3 separate regions of the Homo sapiens genome follow, and regions 2 and 3 are each linked to region 1. The links are chromatin contacts, found by Hi-C or POLR2A ChIA-PET in ENCODE. All regions are on one chromosome and are shown on one strand. Each heading gives the region's core, a stretch centred on a gene start or an enhancer-like site at or near the end of the contact. The rest is flanking DNA. Distances are from core to core; before and after follow the strand shown. Region 1 holds the start of NUP98 (nucleoporin 98 and 96 precursor). Region 2 has its middle 28 kb from the start of ART5. Region 3 holds the start of ART5 (ADP-ribosyltransferase 5).

The links. A loop is a pair of places that touch in the nucleus more often than their neighbours do. ChIA-PET counts read pairs that join two places held with the same protein, here RNA polymerase II (POLR2A). Pooled maps may share reads with other maps.
Region 2: a loop to region 1 is called in a map of gastrocnemius medialis, with 2.2 times the contacts of the local background. The contact joins the enhancer-like site here to the promoter of NUP98 in region 1. A Hi-C loop is called at or near these places in 1 of 168 maps with a recorded cell type or tissue (gastrocnemius medialis) and 11 of 50 pooled maps. POLR2A ChIA-PET finds 5 or more read pairs at or near these places in 1 of 52 experiments (HEK293).
Region 3: a map of gastrocnemius medialis shows a loop between it and region 1 (8-fold over the local background). The contact joins the promoter of ART5 here to the promoter of NUP98 in region 1. A Hi-C loop is called at or near these places in 1 of 168 maps with a recorded cell type or tissue (gastrocnemius medialis), 1 of 37 single-sample maps with no recorded cell type and 10 of 50 pooled maps. POLR2A ChIA-PET finds 5 or more read pairs at or near these places in 1 of 52 experiments (GM12878).

Annotation. Positions count from the first base shown.
Region 1 is chr11:3,795,079-3,799,233 of GRCh38, forward strand. NUP98 (nucleoporin 98 and 96 precursor) reads right to left here and starts at 2,476. Exons shown (of 33, transcript NM_016320.5): 1 at 2,322-2,476. It also overlaps a transcript of PGAP2 not described here. RefSeq lists silencers at 2,153-2,242, 2,323-2,492.
Region 2 is chr11:3,611,989-3,616,143 of GRCh38, forward strand. It overlaps the pseudogene XNDC1CP. Among named protein-coding and RNA genes, the nearest start is that of ART5, 28 kb to the right of the region's middle. RefSeq lists enhancers at 3,548-4,072, 4,073-4,155. Within about 2 kb of position 2,328, at least 5 of the 41 ENCODE cell types and tissues checked have a DNase peak (open chromatin) inside an H3K27ac peak, as active enhancers do; they include gastrocnemius medialis, where a contact is called at or near this core.
Region 3 is chr11:3,639,738-3,643,892 of GRCh38, forward strand. It overlaps ART5 (ADP-ribosyltransferase 5), which reads right to left and starts at 2,255. Exons shown (of 4, transcript NM_053017.5): 1 at 2,069-2,255; 2 at 1-634. The coding sequence starts at 2,125. RefSeq lists an enhancer at 1,962-2,675 and a silencer at 2,815-2,864.

The sequences.
Region 1 (4,155 bases), core at 1,226-3,725:
TCAAAGCCGTAAATTTAGTTCCTTAAAAATTCTACTTGCTCTTAGTTATCTAGGACCTAGTAGACATAAAGTCAGGTACTGGCTGGGCACAGTGGCTCATACCTGTAATCCCAGCACTTTGGGAGGCCGAGGTGGGGGATGGCTTGAGCCCAGGAATTCGATACCAGCCTGGGCAACATAGCGAAACCCTGTCTCTACCCAAAATATACAAAAAAATATTAGCTGGGTATGGTGGTGCACACCTGTGGTCTCAGCTACTTGGGAGGCTGAGGTGGGAAGATTGCTTGAGCCCAGGAGGTAGAGGCTACTGTGAACCGAGATTGCGCCACTGCACTCTAGCCTGGGTGATGGAGTGAGACCCTATCTCATAAATAAATAAACAAATAAATGTCAGGGACCAAAGTATCACATAACATATAAACAGCAGGAACTATCTTATCTGGGCCCCATATTTCAGGAGCCTCTCTATTGACTACTGTTAGGTATAACTCCTCCATATTTGTCTATTCATTCAAGTAAACACACTTACTGAGGGCCTACTATGTGGCAAGCAACTGGACAACAAAGATAAGATGAAAATATTTTACCAGCCTAATTAAAAAAACAGCTAAAATAAAAATGATATGTGCTATAAATAGAAATATCAAATAAGTGTTATGGAAGCTTGCAGAGAAGAGAATGCCAAGAAAAGCTTCCCAGAAGAGGGTGATGCCTGAACTGAGAAAATGTCACGGAAAACATACCCTGTTCACGCTTTACTATTTAGACTACGGTTCTCTTCTGCACTACTAGTTCTGAGTTTATGCTTTGTCATCTATACAAGAACAAAGTAACAATCTTACTGATGTGTACAGAACCAAGTGTCAACTAATTCAATTTCATCAAATCTGAAGAGTCAAAAAGAATAATTTTACCCAAGTATTTCCCAGTACCTTTATCCTGTCCAACCTCTAGTTTTGGTTTTTAAATACCCTAACTTCCTCCACCAGGTAAACATACTGTAACCCAGTTAACTCGAGTTTCTTTTCGAATTTGTAAGACCGTCACAGGGAATGATCACTGCTCTCTTTTTGCTCTTTATTCCAGTTAGCTTCTTCCTCCAAAACGGAGTTTTATTTCCTCACCTTATTCTACTATAATACTTCACTTTGAATTCTGTACCTGAAAGGAGCCATGAGTTCCGAGGTACAACTACTACAAACGGACTCCTACCTGGCTTTCTAAGTCTTATCAATATTTCCTGCTTTCTATTCCAGTACTGTTATAAATCCCTAACTGACTCCGAGTCCTCATCAGCTGACACAAGTCAAAAAATTCAGATTTAGAAAGGGAAACAATGGCTTGTAGTTTTACCGATTTGTTTCCGATACATAACAACGCTGACGTTCTTTAACCATCTTCTAAGTTTAGTTCTCAAGCTCTAGGTTAGGGTACCACTAACGAAGCTTCCACCTTACCCGTGAACAGAGCTGGTAGCAACTAAACGGAAAACGCTGTGAAGACTACATCTACGTTTAGCTACCTAATGTCCATGCCGCACCGACCTCCTAAAGGGAATTCTTAATAATGGGAGACTGAAATATCCAGGGAGGGTGAGGTAGTAGAAAACTGTTTAGACTGTCAAAAATCTGGCATTGGCTAATCCTGCCTGTTACTCCGGGCCTCGGTTTCCCCATCTACAAAACTGATGTAAGGTAGGGGGATTGACTTAAACAATTTCTAAAGTCCTTATGGCTATAGTAATCCAGAAACTCAATCTGTCTCCTCATCTGGCTTTACACTGAACACGTGGGAAAATAGAAAAGAACCTTTTGCTCCACCGAACCGACTCCTATTCTCAGATATTATCTTAAAAATCTCCCAAACTTCGGACTCACCCTAATCCTCGGGGTGCCCACTTCCCTTATGGAGAAGCCAAGGCAAATAAAGCCCAGTCCCACATGACGGTCAAGGAAGTGCGGGGCAGACCGTATTCAGGGTTTCAAGGCGCTGACCCCGGAAAGGCCAGCCCACCGTGGGGTCCTTACACCACTGAATGAATGAGTACAACCAGACAGACACCCACTCGCGTGGGCAGCAACTGGAGACCTCCAGGCCTAGACCCCACTGATGTCCATTCTCTCCCAGGGCCTCCAAAGCCGGGCCTCCCGGGCTCCGGGCCCCCGGGTCCTCAGCACCGCCCCTCTCTCAGGCCAGAAGGTGCGCGCAGCGGCGCTAGACTTCGAAGCGGAGAGGCCCTGAGACGCCCCGCGCGTCCGCCCGCCCGGAAGGGGGGAGAAACCTGCCGGTCTCGGCCGCTGCAGCTCGGGCTCCCGACTTACCGCGGTTCGGTGGGGAAGGGGAAGTGTCAGGAGTCCCCTGCTGCCACCCGCCGCTCACAGAGCAGCGCGCGGCCCCCACGAAACCGTCGCCGCCGCCGCTACCACCCCTGCCACCGACCGCCGCTTCGGGCGCAGCGCGCAGAGGGCCCGACTGCGTCACACGCCGCCCGGCGTCAGAGGCTCGTTGCGGACGCTCCGCCCTCGCCGTCCGCGAATTGGTGGACGCGGCCGCCACTCTGGGTCGACCCTGTTATTCATTGGGCAACGCGTCTTTTGAAACCGAACTGAAGGGGGAAGGGGCGAGAGGGAAGAGGAGGGGCAGAAGGAGTTCGGGGAGGCACAGGGTAGGAGCGGTGAGAGGGCCGTGGAGTCCCGCCCCTCGCCGCCGCGGTTGGCGGGAGCGTGTCGTGACGTCACACAGGGCCTCTCGAAGTGGGCTTGTGAATGGCTAGATTGGGAAGCACCGGCGGGGTGTCGGGAAGGGTGGTGACGCAACATAGAGACTCCGCCCCCTTCCTTGGAGCGCCGCGACTCGGGCTGAGGGAGCTCGGGCCAATCAGAGGGACGGCCCCAGAATGGCATGGTAACTATTCGACCCTTTCCTTGCCCCGGTCCGCCGGCGCTGCTGGGAAGGCTTCCTAGTCTCTCTGCCCGCACTTCCCGCCCAGACCACGTGCGGAGCCTGAGGGCCCTCTTGGAAGGTCTGTCTGTCCAAAGAGTTTGCCCGAGGCTTCTTCAGGGCCCTAAATCCTGACCCTATTCTCTCCTGACCCATGCTCGCCCCAGCACTTTCTTTCCCTCCCTGAATTTCTAGGATGGACATTAGGAGCATTAGAGATGCCCTAAGGGACTGGCCCACCAAAGGGCCTGGTACAAATGAGGATTGTTGGAACGTCTTTCCCAGCTGCACGTGGAGAACCCCTAATTCTTTTTTTTTCTTTTTCTTTTGAGATGAAGTCTCGCGTTGTCGCCTAGGGTGGAGTGCATTGGCGCAATCTCGGCTCACTGCAACCTCTGCCTCCCGGGTTCAAGCGATTCTCCCGCCTTAGCCTCCCAAGTAGCTGGGATTACAGGCGTCCGCCACCAGGCCCAGCTAATTTTTGTATTTATAGTAGAGACGGGGATTTCACTGTGTTGGTCAGGCTGGTCTCGAACTCCTGATCTCAAGTGATCCACCCGCCTCGGCCTCCCAAAGTGCTGGGATTACAGACGTGAGCCACCTCGCCCATGAACTAATTTTTTTTTTTTTTTTTGAGATGGAGTCTTGCTCTGTCTCCTCTTTCTCCCAGGCTGGAGTGCAGTGGCACGATCTCGGCTCACTGCAATCTCCGCCTCCCAGGTACAAGAGAGTCTCCTGTCGTAGCCTCCCGAGTAGCTGGGATTACAGGCACTCGCCGCCGCGCCCAGCTGATTTTGTATTTTTAGTAGAGATGGGGTTTCACCATGTTGGCCAGGCTGGTCTCGAACTCCGGAACTCAGGTGATCCGCCCGCCTCGGCCTCCCACAGTGCTGGCCTTACAGGCGTGAGCCACCGCGCCCAGCCGAACCCCTACTTATTCTTAAAGGACGGGTATTTCAAATGTTCCCATCTTCTCAGTGATACATTTGCCAAGCTTTCACAGCGAGTTGAGCTAATGCTTGGGCAGGCCTCTGTTAAAGCCTTGTCACTTTGTATCCTATTATTTACCCTCGGTTTTCTGTGCCTTGGGCTCTTCTTGGAAGTCCTTCTGGGGCCTAGCCCATTAGCAGAAAACTGATATTACAAGAGTGAAAGGTGGGCATTTTCTAGAAACTAGACCTGTTTAGTGACTGAGAGTCTCATAGCAGGAACTGT
Region 2 (4,155 bases), core at 1,078-3,577, 180 kb before region 1:
TAATTTTTAGAATGGACAAAGAATCTGAATAGAATTTTCTCCAAAGAAGATATATAAATGGCTATTAAGCACATAGAAGATGCTCAACATCATTAGCCATCAGAGAAATGCCAATCAAAAGCCACAATGATTATTTCACACTGACTAGGATGGCTGTAATAAAAAAGATGGACAGTAACAAGTGTTGGCGAAGATATGGAGAAATTGGAACTCTCATACATATTGCCAGTGGGAATGTAAAATAGTGCAACTGATTGGAAAACAGTTTGGCAGTTTCTCAAAATGTTTATATAGAGTTACCATATGACCTAGCAGTTCAGCTCCTAGGTGTTTATGTCCAAAGAATTGATAACAGGTGTTCACACGAAAACTTAACGGGCAAATGTTCAAAGCAGCATTATTCATAATAGCCAAAAAATTGAAACAACCCAAATGTCTATCAGCTGATAAATAAAATGTGGTGTAGCTATACTGTGGAATATTACTCAGCCATCAAAAAGGAATATAGTACTAATACCTGCTCCAACATGGATGAACCTTGTAACCATACTAAGTGTAAGAATTCAGTCACAAAAGACCATATATTGTATGATTTCATGTCCAGAATAGGCAATTCCAAACCACTAAAGTAGATTAGCAGTTGCCAGAGTCTGGTTTGGGGTTTCTTTTCTTTTTCTTTTTCTTTTTCTTTTTTTTTTTTTTGAGACGGTGTCACGCTCTGTCGCCCAGGCTGGAGTGCAGTGGCACAATCTCGGCTCACTGCAACCTCCACCTCCTGGTTCAAGCCATTCTCCTGCCTCAGCCACCCAAGTAGCTGGGACTACAGGTGTATGCCACCACACCCAGGTAATTTTTGTGTTTTCAGTAGAGATGGGGTTTTGCCATGTTGGCCGGGGTGGTCTTGAACTCCTGACCTCAGGTGATCCACCTGCCTTGGCCTCCCAAAATTCTGGGATTACAGGCGTGAGGCACTGCGCCCAGCCTGGGTTTGGGGTTTCTTTTGGGGGTAATGAAAATGTTCTGGAATTACATGGTTGTGATTACACAACTCTGTCAATACAGGGTTTTGAATTGAATTTATATATATATAAACAATTGAAACAATTGAATATGTATGTGTGTGTGTGTGTATATATATATATATATATATATTTTTTTTTTTTTTTTTTTTTTTTTTTTGAGACGGAGTTGTGCTTTTCACCCATTCTGGAGTGCAGTGGCATGATCTCGGCTCACTGCAACCTCAGCCTCCCAGGTTCAAGCTGTTCTCCTGCTGCAGCCTCCCAAGCTGGGTCTACAGGTGCGCATCACCACACCCAGCTAATTTTTGGTTTTTGTTTGTTTGTTTTTTGAGATGGAGTTTTGCTCTTGTTGCCCAAACTGGAATGCAATGGCACAATCTCAGCTCACCGCAACCTCTGCCTCCTGGATTCAAGCAATTCTCCTGCCTCAGCCTCTTGAGTAGCTGGGATTACAGGTGCCCGCCACCACGCCCAACTAATTTTTGTATTTTTAGTAGAGACAGGTAAATGTTGGCCAGGCTGGTCTCGAACTCCTGACCTCAGGTGATCTGCCTGCCTCGGCCTCCCAGAGTGCTGGGATTACAGGTGTGAGCCACCATGCCTGGTCTTGAATTTATATTTTTAAAGAGTGAGTTTTATGGTATGTGTACTATATTTCAATTAAAAAATAATAACCCAAGGGCAGTAATAGAATCTCTGTTCTCAGATGTTCAAAGGTTAAATGTCTTCCCTCAAGTCTGGTATATCAGGTGGGAAAACCAGGACCCCAACCCAGGGTTTCTAGGTCTATGTTAACTCTTCTACATTATTTTTGCTCTGATTTCAGGCTCCTTCAGCCCTTATGGCCTCTTACTAATAGCTGGTCTTTAACTGTTCTTTCTCACAGGCCTTTATCCAACTCTAATTCTTGGCCAAACAGGAGGGAGACAGCAAGAGCATGGCAAAAAAAAAACAGCACCGACCCCAGGCCCAAAGCAGTGGTGGCCAGGATAGTGGACAGTGCCCGATTTGTGCAGGTAAGATGCTTGGGCACAGGGAGTTGTTGTATGACAACTAGGCATTCCTTGAGGGAGGAATAGGAGATCTGGGGGTACTGCCAAGAAACATTTGAATTTGGAGTGCTGGCTTCTGTCATCTCTGCAGCTCTCAGGTGTGGAACTGTATTTTTAGTCAAGTGTAATTCAAGACAAGTGTGTACTGAGCACAGTGTGCCAGCTAAGCTGAGGAAGGGACATGGGCCCTGCCCTCAGGAGAAGAATGAAACCAAGCAATGTAAAACACGATCGGAGAGGGCCTAGAATTTCCTTCGTAACTTTTTCCTACGTGTCCAAATGCTGGTTCCTCTTTCAGTCTCTGTTCAAACGGTTCTACTTTGCCAAGTGTTCTCTTATCTGCCCAGATCATCTCCCGCAACTGAGCTTCTGCAGGATTATCTGATTCCCTTGGACTTAGCACTTCTCACTGTCTGCTGTGTATCAGTGTTATTTGTCTTCACAGCTTATACAGACTTCTTGGGGTGACATCCTGCCTGGGAGCAGGCCGTTTTGTTTACCTCCTTCTCTCCCCCATAGGTTCCTTCAGGATTGAGATTCTTCCCCAGCATGCTGCCACTTGTGGAGAGACCTCCCCACCTCACCCAGCTTCTCCCTCCTCATCATCATCTTCGTCCCAGTCTGTACTGTGGGTGTCCTCCCCAGAAAGTTCACCCCCTGTCTCCTGGGTTCCGTGCCCTATCTGCCAGTTGCGGTTCTCAGCAAGAGAAGTAGAAGAGCATGCCAGCATATGTGGGGACTTCCCTCAGGCGTGAGCCATGAGGTCCTGTGGTTTTGCCCCACCCTCTGTGACAGACTGGGACTGAATCGCTTGACAGCTGAGAAGAGCCGCTGAGGCCAAAGCTCCCTCTCTCCTCCTCTCCACTCATTCCCTCAGGACTCTGCCTGAGGGCACCTCTGTGCCTAGCCTGATCCCCATTCCCAGTTGTCAAGGCTTCTGTGACCATGGCACCTGATTCTCCTAAGGCCAGCTCTGTTCTTTTCCCCCTTGGAAGTCTCCTTGGAACTTTTGGGCCTTGGGACACCATCCAGAATGTCTTTCCCTCTGTGAGTGGTGCACATTCTCATGCCCATTTTCCTGAAAGGAAAACCGAGGCCCAGTGAAGAGCAAACGCTGCCTGACAGATAAAATCCTGTGGTGTGCTGGGAATGTGCGTGTGGATTTTGAGCACGAGGCTGACATCCAGCAACCCATGAACCGAGCTCTCAGTCTCCTTTGTGGGCTCCTGTCCTGGGCATAATCAGGTAATGGTGATGTGTGTGACACTAAGCAAGTTATTTATTTTAGCATCCAGAATTAACTGAGAGAAAAAAATCTCCCATCCTCCCGCTCACAGAGCTATGATAGGGACCAGATGGGTTAATGACTAAGGAGTAGTTACTAGGCTTGACTGTGGAACCTTGGGCATATCCCATTCCTTATCTACACAAGGAGGTGATTGGACCAGAAGGTGTCAAAGATTCCCTCAAGCTGTGATATTCCAAATTCTGTTCCCACCTTCTTTGAGCAAATATGTCTTCTCTTCCCTTTCCCAGAAGATTTCACTGTGTGGCACTAACACCGGTTCCCCTGGTCCCCAGGGTACAGAGCAGAGGGGGAGCAGCTGGTCCTGCAAAGAGAGGGCCCAGGTCAGAGTTTTGAATAGATAGAAAAGAGGGTGCTAGGCACAGTCAGGGAGAAGACTGAGCAGGAGTTCAGTCCTTCGGTTCCTGTCAGCACAGGTGCCAGCATAGGTGGGCACAGCCATGGACCCCATCACGGTAAGAAGCCTGCTCCCCTACCTTCTCCCATTCTGCTCCCATTTCTACCCATGAATAAAAGAAAAGATTGGCCCAGAGGCACTGCAGGGGCATCCTAGCTGCCAAGCAGATGGCTGACATCACTATGTAGGTGGGAGAAGAGCCCTTGGAACCCTGAGCTTGGGCCCAGAAGAGAAGAGCAGTGAGGATGGGGCCGGGCCTGGTAGAAGAGAGGGATGAGGCAGTGCCAAGGGGGAGAAATGCCCCCCAAAGCAGGGGAGGGCAAAGCGGGAGGATTGGTGAAGAAAGAGTATGTTGGGATCCTGCTGGGGCCCTGGTCA
Region 3 (4,155 bases), core at 1,005-3,504, 160 kb before region 1:
AAAAGACTTCATGGGGGGGAATCAGCACCTCGCGCTCCTTGGGAAAGACAGAGAAGGCCTGTATAGGGGCCCCAAAGCAAGTTGTTAGAGAGAAGAGGGTGGCATTACCAAATCTGTGGGCCACTGCCTTATCCAGGGAGCTGGAGGCAAACTGGCCCAAGCGGACAGAGTCTCCCAGCCTCTTGGGTTCAAAGCGAAGGCTGCCCACACCTCGGAACACCACCTCCCCAGGTCCCCTGCTGCAGCCCCCACTGCCTCGCAGCAGCTGCAGGGCCCGGATCAGGTAGAAATGCAGGGCCTTGAAGGGAAAGTGCCTCATGTAGAGCTCCCGGGAGCCTCCGCCCGTCCGCACGGCCTGATTCAACTCCCAGTACAAGGTGTTCGATGAGTTGGTGTAGACCATAATGGCTATTCCATTCTGGGCTTTGAAGCCAGGGGGCAAGGTAAGCCCTCGACGCTTGTCCTCCCAGGTCTCCTGGGCTGCCTCCCAGGATTCCCGCAGCAGGGCATGGTGGGCCATTTCCTCCTTTAGCAGGGGGGCTGCCTTCTCCTCCATCTCCTCTGCACAACCCACATAGGTATCGTCAAAGGTGTCTGGAGCCAGGCCCAGGGGCAGGATGGGAACAGCCTGGGCCTGTGGAGCAAAAGAGGTGCCACACCGAAAAGAGCATAAGTTCAGAGCACTGGACATGGGTCCTGGGGGCAAACCCATCCAGAAACACAGAATCTCATTTCTATCCCTAAATATCAGGTATATGCAATTTGGCAAGGGCCCAATAAGAGGCTTAAATAACACAGGCACTGGAGTCAGTCAGACATGGACTGAAATCTTTTTTTTTTTTTTTTTTTTTTGATGGAGTCTTGCTCTGTTGCCCAGGCTGGAGTGCAGTGGTGAGATCTCGGCTCACTGCAAGCGCCACCTCCCAGGTTGGAGTGATTCTCCCACCTCAGCCTCCCAACTAACTGGGATTACCTGTGCATGCCACCATGCCTGGCTAATTTGTTTTTGTGTTTGTTTCTTTGAGACGAAGTCTCGCTCTGTTGCCCAGGCCGGAGTACAATGGCACGATCTTGGCTCACTGCAACCTCTGCCTCCCGGGTTCAAGCAATTCTCCTCTCTCAGCCTCCCAAGTAGCTAGGATTACAGGTGCGCAATACCACGCCCAGCTAATTTTTTGTATTTTTAGTAGAGACAGGGTTTCACCATGTTGGTCAGGCTGGTCTCGAACTCCTGACCTCAAGTGATCCACCAGCCTCAGCCTCCCAAAGTGCTGGGATTACAGGAGTGAGCCACCGCGCGCAGGCTGAAATCTTGACTTTACCACCTATTAGCTGTGAGGCCTTGGGCAAGTGTCATAACTTTTCTGGACTTGAGGATACTTCCAACCTCACAGTTATTATGAAGACAGCATAAAGAGCATTACTTCTGTACAACCTAAAAGGGGTCATCCTGTCATTAGAAAGGTTCTTGCAGTCGGTGGGAGGTGGGACTAGATGACTATCAAGCACTTTTCCGGCTGTAAGATCTGGCAGGCAGGTGATGTGCAAATATTACACACAGCCAGTGTCCAGCTGCCTAACCCCCAGCCCCATTCTCCTCGGGCTCTCTTTCCCTCTCATCCAGCAGGAAGCCCTTGCAGGTAGGTGCTCAGCCACCACACCAAATCACTGTGAGCTCTGAGACGCCTGAGTCCTCCCCTGCTCTGTACCCACATTTGGGGTAGGGGTGGTGGGGAGGCCAAGCCTTGGTTGGGACGGGCTGCCAGGACTGCAGCACACAGGTAACCCAAGGAGGCTTTGCCGGGCTGTGCCTGCGCTGGGAGATGAGAGGTGGGGAGGAGAACGTTGGAGGCATCCAGAGAGGGATGGAGATGGGGGTTCTAGGAGACAGAATGGGAACTTGGGGCTCCCTGCAGAGATGGAGGTTCCTGAGAGGAAGAGAGTTAAGAGTGGAATCCTAGGGAAGAGTCCCTGGGAGAGGGATGTGAGGAGTCAGCCCCGGGTCCACTTCCTCAGGGTCTGTCCCTTAATGTCCCCCTTGGGGCTAGGAGATGGTTCCTGGAGTTACCTGCCAGGTGTGGAGGCCGAGGCTGCCGAGGGCGATCATCAAAGCCGCCAGCGCCATCCCTGGAGGAGACGTGAGGGCCAGGGGTCCGGGTGAGGGCGGGACCAGAGGTGCTGGAGTCCTGGTTTCGAGGGGCTGGAGGCAGATCTGGACCCTGTCTCCAGGCGCACGGGATCCCGGGTCCAGGATTAGGGCCCCGGCGGGGCGTGGGCGGGGCCTGGGAGTTTATTGCCCGCCCCCCGCCCCAAGTCTCCGCCCCCGACTCCCCACACCCCTTCCTCAGAGCCTCCAGTCTGGGGACCTTTCCGAGACTGTAAAGGCGGGGCCGCAGTTTGGCTCCGCCTGAGAGGGGAGGGCCGGGGGCGGAGGACCCACTTGAAGGCTGCGGAAGCCGCCAGCGGGAGGGAGCGCCGAGGGCTCTGGCGGGCGCTGCGCTGTCCCCGGAGGAGTCCGGAGTCCGGCTGAAAGCAAAGGTTCTCGAGGCTAACTGTAGCCCCCGCGCTGGTAACCCGACACCCCTTTCCCAGCGCCGCACGCGGGGCCGGGAGCGGGCGCGCCAGGGCAGGGACTGAGGAGCAATTCCCTTTCTCAAGGCCTGCGGGGTCTTTCTGCGGGACCCTCTTTGGCTGTGAGTGATGGGGAGGAAACTTGTGAGACTCGGCCTCTCCCTCAGGCGGGCCCTGACCCGGTCGGCCCCTGGTCCCCGGCCCACCAGGCCAGGGGCCCCGCGGGGGTCCCGCCGGCCGAGAGGTCGCCCCCGGAGCACTGCGATTTGCATACAGTTTGCATTTGGCCCACACCCTGGGCCACGTGCTCCAGCATCTGAGCAGCGCCCACTCCCTGCCTGCTCTGGGCCCTCTCCCCATTCGCCTTCAGTGGGGTTGGGCCAGAGACAGAGCCCTTGGTCGCAGATCCACAGGGTCCGGTCTCGCCCCTCCCCCAGACCGCTCTCGTGGCCGCTCAGACTCAGGTGACCCATGTTTGTAAACACTGGCCTTTCCCCCACCTCCTCTGGGCTTATCTATAAATAACCTGGCTCTGAGTTTTGGATGCCCCGTCAGAGGTCATGGGAGAAGGGGCCAGCGGAGGAATTGGTAACTCAGGGAAGAGCTTCCTAGCAGCCAGAGCCAGGAGGAGGTGGGGTTGTCACCCCTCCTTCCCCCAGCGGCCGGAGGGTCGCCGAAAGCTAGGATTTGAGAAATGCTGCCTGCTGGGGCTGAGGTGGGCACGAAAGATTAGAGCTACCCAAAGGAATCCATCCTGGTCTGGCTCATTAATTTTCCCCATCCCTGTCCCCCCATCCCCTCAGAGTGTCAGCCAAATAAAAAGTTTCCTCCACCTAGAATCCTGCTATCTCCCAGAATCCTTTCTGTAGACCAAACGGGAAGACATACGGTGGGTCCAGGCTTGGAGGAGGGTGGGGAGGGAGGTGCTTCTGAGTGCTTGTTAGAAAAACAGCTCCAGGGCAGGGCGCAGTGGCTCCCGCCTGTAATCCCAGCACTTTGGGAGGCTGAAGTGGGAGGATCACGAGGTCAGGAGTTCGGGACCAGCCTGGCCAACAAAGATTAGCCGGGCGTGGTGGCAGGGGCCTGTAATCCCAGCTACTTGGGTGGCTGAGGCAGGAGAATCGCCTGAAACCGGAAGGTGGAGATTGCAGTGAGCTGAGATGGAGCCACTGCACTCCAGCCTGGGCAAAAGGGCGAAACTCCATCTCAAAAAAAAAAAAAAAGAAAAAAGAAAGAAAGAAAGAAAAACAGCTCCAGGACAAGTTCTTTTGCCCCCTTCTATGAGTCTAGCCATCCCAAAGCCCTCCCAGATTCTAAAATAAGGAATCATCCTACCGTTTCCCATCATGGTGAAAAACAGCATTTGCCTATATATCCTGCCTGCCCACTCTCTGGAGGAAGTTGAGTGTTTGCAGTTGCTTGAAAAGATACCACCTGAGGACAGCTTGGCCTGCTGGGATGACCCGAGACCAGATGTATTGGAATCACTGCTTTGTCCCTCTCCACCCTCTGGCTTTGGGGGATTGCTTCTCCCATCCCAGGACCTGGAACCCAAAATAAGGCCCCAAGAGATGGATTCAAATC